Regions from separate parts of the Mus musculus genome. Here region 2 is linked to region 1. A link is a loop called in an ENCODE intact Hi-C map of the cell type or tissue named here. Cell type or tissue: left cerebral cortex. All regions are shown on one strand. Links, peaks and the distances in the headings refer to the core of each region. The heading gives the core; the rest is flanking DNA. Region 1 overlaps Lin7a (lin-7 homolog A (C. elegans)). Region 2 overlaps Lin7a (lin-7 homolog A (C. elegans)).

Region 1 (2,821 bases), core at 197-2,696:
CTAGAAATGTAGAAATTAACTTTCCTGATTGTGTATGCTTATTGGTAGGAAACTTAGCACAGAACAGTCTGGCTTTTGTGTCCACACTGTTTGGCAATGCAAATAAAATCAAAGGAAATGTAAAGGCCATCAACTTCCTTTTCTTTGACATTTTCCAGTTTAGTTTAATGTGAAGAGAAAGAGATATGCATAACCTTAAAGCAGATACATTTTCTTTAATACTGTTGAATGTGGTAGTACCCTGGATATGTTCCCACAAGGATGATAGTTGTACATGAAGAGCCTATGTGACTCTACCCTACACAAAGAAAAAGCATTAAAAAAAACTTATTAAAACAGTAAAAGCAAAGCAAAACAAAATCTGCATAACCAACCCCGCACATTTTGCCATAAATAACTGTAGCTTTGGCAGGATAAAGGAAGGAACTTAACATAACAAAACTTAAATTAAAAGTGTCATGTATCCAGGTGAGGTGGCACATGCCTTTAATCCCAGCACTTGGGAGGTAGAGGCAGGCTGATTTCTGAGTTCGAGGCCAGCCTAGTCTACAGAGTGAGTTCCAGGACAGCCAGAGCTACACAGAGAAACCCTGTCTCAGAAAAAACCCAAAAGTGTCCTATATATACATATACTTCTATATGTTGCCTCTTACTTTACTGTGTTTATAAATAATCTTCAGTTTAGGATTTCCTGTTGTAGAAGCCCCCGTAGGGCACAATGCATTAGCAAACTCTTCCTCTAATGAGGAGCTAATGTCTAGAGTCTTGAAGGGACTTAAGATTAAATTGGGGGGGGAGTGTTATTTAATGTAGAAACAATGGATGAAATATTTTACTATGCATTTCTTAAAGCATACAAAAGTCCATTATCACTGGGGAAATACAAATAAAACCACGACTAGATACCACCTCATTCTAGTTGGCTGACTATTGTCAAGCAGAGAAAAAGATAACCAGAATTTGTTCAGAGTGAAGAGAGAAGGGGACACTGAACACTCTTGATACCTAAATGCTCATTTCTAAAACTACTTTGAAAAATGTCACAAGAAGTTCCTCAGAAAATTAAAAATAGAACCAATGTATGAATCAGCATTCCCAGTCTGGGAATATACCCAAAGGAAATTAAATTGGAGAGTGAAAGAGAGATCTGTGCTTCTATGTTTGTTGAAGGACTCCTTACAAGAACTAAGAATTAAAACAAAGTTCGTAAGCAAGCTCAGTGGGTAAAGATGCTCGCCTCGAAGCCTGAATTCAATTCCTGGAACCTACATGTTGGAAGGAGGGAACCCACTCCTGATGTTTGTCTTCTGGCCTCCACACTAGTGCCATGGTATGGCCCTCCTTGCAAACAAATAAATAAATGTAGCTGTTTTTAAAGTATTGAAACAAACCTAAATCTCTAACACAGGATGAATACATAGCGAAGATGTGGTACACATACAAAGAGGAAGAGTATCCAACCATTTAAAAAGGGACAAAATCCTATTATTTGAGGCAGAAATGGATGAACTTTCAGGGCATTGTGGGAAAGAAGCTATGTACAGAAGATCAAATACAATGGTTAATTAAAGTGGTCACTTCAATTGGATTTGAATTTAATTAGCAGACACTCCTCAGGGAATATGTGAGGGAGGTTCCATCCATCCACAGTTATCTAAGAAAACGGTGACCATCTTGAAAGTGGGAGGTACTATACTGTTAATTTAGATGCCAGATTGAATAAAAATTTAAACACACACACAGGAAAACACATGCATGCATGCACATTCACACACATGCACAACAGAACAAGACAACCGGGGTTGCTCCAGCACTCATCTGTGTCCTGGGAGAGAATGCAAAGCAATCCGCTCCCTTCTTAGCCACCTTGTTTGGACCCCATGCCTTGTTAAATTGTGAGCCAAAATTTCTTTCTTCTCTTAAGTTGCTTCTTTCAGGTATTTTGTTAGAGAAAGTAAAAAGCCAAGTGGTACAACAAACACTGCATAATCTCACTCAGATGTGAACTCTAAAAGCAGCTCATTAGAGGGAGTGAAGAAAAGCAACATCTGGAAGACGAAAGGGGAGTGGTGGGAGAGGGTTATCACAATCAGCAGAAATAAGTTCTGGTGTTCTGCTGTACACAGAAGGGAGATCACTGTTAACCACAAGGTATTTTACATTTCAAAATAGCTAGATAGAAGCGTTGGGATCATCACAACAGTAGGTGATGCTTACGACAGTGATTTAGCTGATATACAATCAAAATGTGTATCAGACATCAAATCACACCATTCAAAGAAAAAAATGAAAATCTCTCTGTGAAATATAGGCTATAACCTTTGTTACTGCTATCAGGAGACACGTTTCTAGCAAAGCCACCAATGGATAGTCTCATATATGCTTGGGTTATCTATGTTCTTAATATTTTTTATGTGGTGCTGTGGAATGGTAATATGTCATTAACCTTATACAATCAAATGATAAAAGGGTAAATGTCATTACCCTTATCCAATCAAATTGGCTAACAAATAACATGTTGCACACGATTTCTCTCCTATGACATCATCACTATCCTTGCCTGGTCATCATATGGCCGGGTATCCGTGTCTCTTTCTATGTTGGGTGAGATATTCAAAAAGCAAAACCATGTGTCAACATCTCTCTTAACATGCCTTTTATTATATAAAATATATATTATTTGTAAAATATATAATATAGTATGCCTCTTATTAAAGACTTCATCATTTGCTCCCATGATTTAAAAAAGAAACTGCAAGGATACTTTTTATTTTGTCCCAACTAATGTTTCTACTAAAACATATCAAACATTTTAATTATT
Region 2 (2,821 bases), core at 227-2,726, 65 kb after region 1:
GTTGTTTGGGTTGTGGCCCACAGGTTGAAAATTGCTGCCATAATCTGTAGTATGTAAGAGGTAAAAAATGTATTTTAACATAATCTGTAGTATGTAACAGGCAAGAAATGTATTTTAACATAATCTGTAGTATGTAACAGGCAAGAAATGTATTTTAAATGAACAGATGAGTGACTTGTTTGTATGCCCCAAACAAGCAAGTAAACAAACAAACAAACTTTCCTAGCAGCTCTTGTGACAGAAATTAGAATTTTCATTTGTCTAGCTTCTCAATAGACACTGGTCCCAAAATAAAGTGTGACTTATATTACGGTCTCAATAAGTAAATGAATAATATCAAGAAACAGTTAAAAAAAAAAAGGAGTCTACTCTGTCCACAGCTACCCTGTGGTCTGCAATGCTGGCTGGTCCAATGTCATGATGGCAGTTTAACAGTTTTGGTATAGAGACAGATATGTGAAAACACTCCAGGCACTCTTTTTATTCCTTAGGGCTATCCTGGATCTTCAAGTCTTGTTTCCCAGACAGAAAATCAAGATGGGTGTGACTTCTAAGAGTCTTATTTTAAGTTATCCTATAGGAATTTGAGGCAAGTAAGTCTTAATTTCAACCCTGTAGCTTTGACTTGTTTCCTTAAAAACTTGGGCATTAGGAATTTGGGTCTCTGATATAGCTGTCTTTTGTGAGACTATGGCGGGGCCTAGCAAACACAGAAGTGGATGCTCACAGTCAGCTATTGGATGGATCACAGGGCCCCCAATGGAGGAGCTAGAGAAAGTACCCAAGGAGCTAAAGGGAACTGCAACCCTATAGGTGGAACAACAATATGAACTAACCAGTACCCAGGAGCTCTTGTCTCTAGCTGCATATGTATCAAAAGATGACCTAGTCGGCCATCACTGGAAAGAGAGGCCCATTGGTCATGCAAACTTTATATGCCCCAGTAGAGGGGAACGCCAGGACCAAAAAGTGGGAGTGGGTAGGTAGGGGAGTGGGGGGGAGGGTATGGGGGACTTTTGGGATAGCATTGGAAATGTAAATGAGGAAAATACCTAATAAAAATATTTTTTTTTAAAAAAAGGAATTTGGGTCTGATAATTGTGAAGCTGTGCAGCTTTAACAGTCTGAAATTCAGGTGTTCTGACTTGGGTCTCATCGTTCGGCCACCTACTGGAGACTTTAGGTCACTGCAAGCTTCTGGAGTTCCATTTGACACACTCTATGGCATATATATGGATTTTTTTTTCTACTCCTATGGATACTATGATGTTCATATTGACACCCCCCCCCAGCTGTGATACTGTCCAAATGGACTCTACATCCTTGATTCCAAAGGACACCAATTGAGAACCAAATCGCCTACTTAGAGGTAGCATAGCCTTAAGAATATTAATGTTTCTTTTCTGTAAATGAAAATCCTAGAAAAGAACCAGGAGTCCTAACCATACCTCCTCTGATTGCAGAAGATGCACTTGGTAGTTCCTGACACAAATCCCATTTCCTTCTTTCCTGTTGCCCACTAGTTACAATCCTCCTTAGGCCCGAGATGCCACATTCCCTTTAATCCCAGCACTCAGGAGGCAAAGGCAGGCAGATCTCTGAGTTCAAGGCCAGCCTGGTCTACAAAGCAAGTCCCAGGACAGCAAGGACTACATAAAGAAACCCAGTCTTGCTAAACAGGTGTGGCTGGTAGAGATCCACCAAGTGAATCTGGGAACGGTTCATAGCCACCGCCTTACGTGCTCCTTTCTAGCATCCTTGCTAGCTCTGCAGGGCCATAACCTCATAACTGTACCCCAGTTCCGTATGAAATCTGTATAACAAACAGTTCTCCATTTACTCCAGCTTCAGTTCACTATCACTAGTCTACATTGACTTTATACTCCATCACAAGTCAGGGATGATGAGAAATTCAAAGATGGGTTAAGAAATGGCTTCGTCCCTCAAGGAGCTTTACACATTGGGGGAGACTAAAGGAAAGAAGGATTGTAAATTATAAAGGCTTTGATGGAGCCAAAAGCTTTTGAGTGAGCAAATTTAGAGTGTATAACATGGGCCACCAACGTATCAAATGGCACTCTGGAAACTTGGAGTGACCCAAAATCGCCAGTAGGTGGCCAAACGCTGAGCCCTAAGTTGGGTTAACCGAATTACAGGCTGCTAACACTGCACATCTTCACAATTATCAGACCTTCATGTCCTAATGCCCAACCAAACCAGGACAAAGCTTAGAATCACATATTCCATCAACCTAATAAAATTACTTAACTTGGTGTACTATCATAGTGAATTAGAGGGAAGATAACTTCACGGACTTCTTACACACAGAGCACTTAAAGCCAGTGGTTCAATAATTCAGATGTTCCCATAGATAACCTGACTGGGCTTCCTTTGTTACTTACTCTACAGATCTAATCACAGAAGGACAGGTACCCTCTGAATATAAACAAGAACACACTTTAAATCTTGGTCTTCTCTAGATAGCTGACTGGGGTGTCCAAGGGCTAAGATAAACTTCCCCAAAGTGGACTAGTTGCATTGCTAATAGTAGTGGTGGGATGTAAATTTGCTTGAGTATGTTGTCTTCTTGGAGTGTTTGCATCTAACATAGTTAGAACTTGGGTTGTTTAATATAGTTAAACTTGGGGTGTTTAATGACTGTAATTCAGTAATGGGACAATAGAAGAGCTCATCACATTAAAACAGAAATAACTTGGGAAACCCATCGTTTTTAATAGCCTGCCATCTGTTTGGCTCTTACCAGCAATGGATTTATCCTGCTTAGTACAGATGATATTGGGACTAAAATCATAGATTATAC

Evidence for each region. A loop is a pair of places that touch in the nucleus more often than their neighbours do. Peaks named below come from ENCODE experiments on the same cell type or tissue, not always from the same donor. Only the 100,000 strongest peaks of a DNase experiment are listed, where the experiment ranks them.
Region 2: it touches region 1 in a loop (2.5-fold over the local background); 3 of 42 quality-filtered maps call a loop at or near these places.

Annotation. Positions count from the first base shown.
Region 1 is chr10:107,338,023-107,340,843 of GRCm38, reverse strand. The region is part of intron 2 of Lin7a (lin-7 homolog A (C. elegans)); the gene reads right to left. Among named protein-coding and RNA genes, the nearest start is that of Lin7a, 68 kb to the right of the region's middle. In left cerebral cortex, for the core only: no CTCF peak of the experiment used is centred there; a DNase peak (open chromatin) is centred at 1,138; H3K27ac peaks cover 873 bases.
Region 2 is chr10:107,273,348-107,276,168 of GRCm38, reverse strand. The region is part of intron 1 of Lin7a (lin-7 homolog A (C. elegans)); the gene reads right to left. Among named protein-coding and RNA genes, the nearest start is that of Lin7a, 2.9 kb to the right of the region's middle. In left cerebral cortex, for the core only: CTCF peaks have their summits at 1,174 (motif pointing left) and 2,120 (motif pointing right); DNase peaks (open chromatin) are centred at 1,190 and 2,121; H3K4me3 peaks cover 605 bases; H3K27ac peaks cover 50 bases.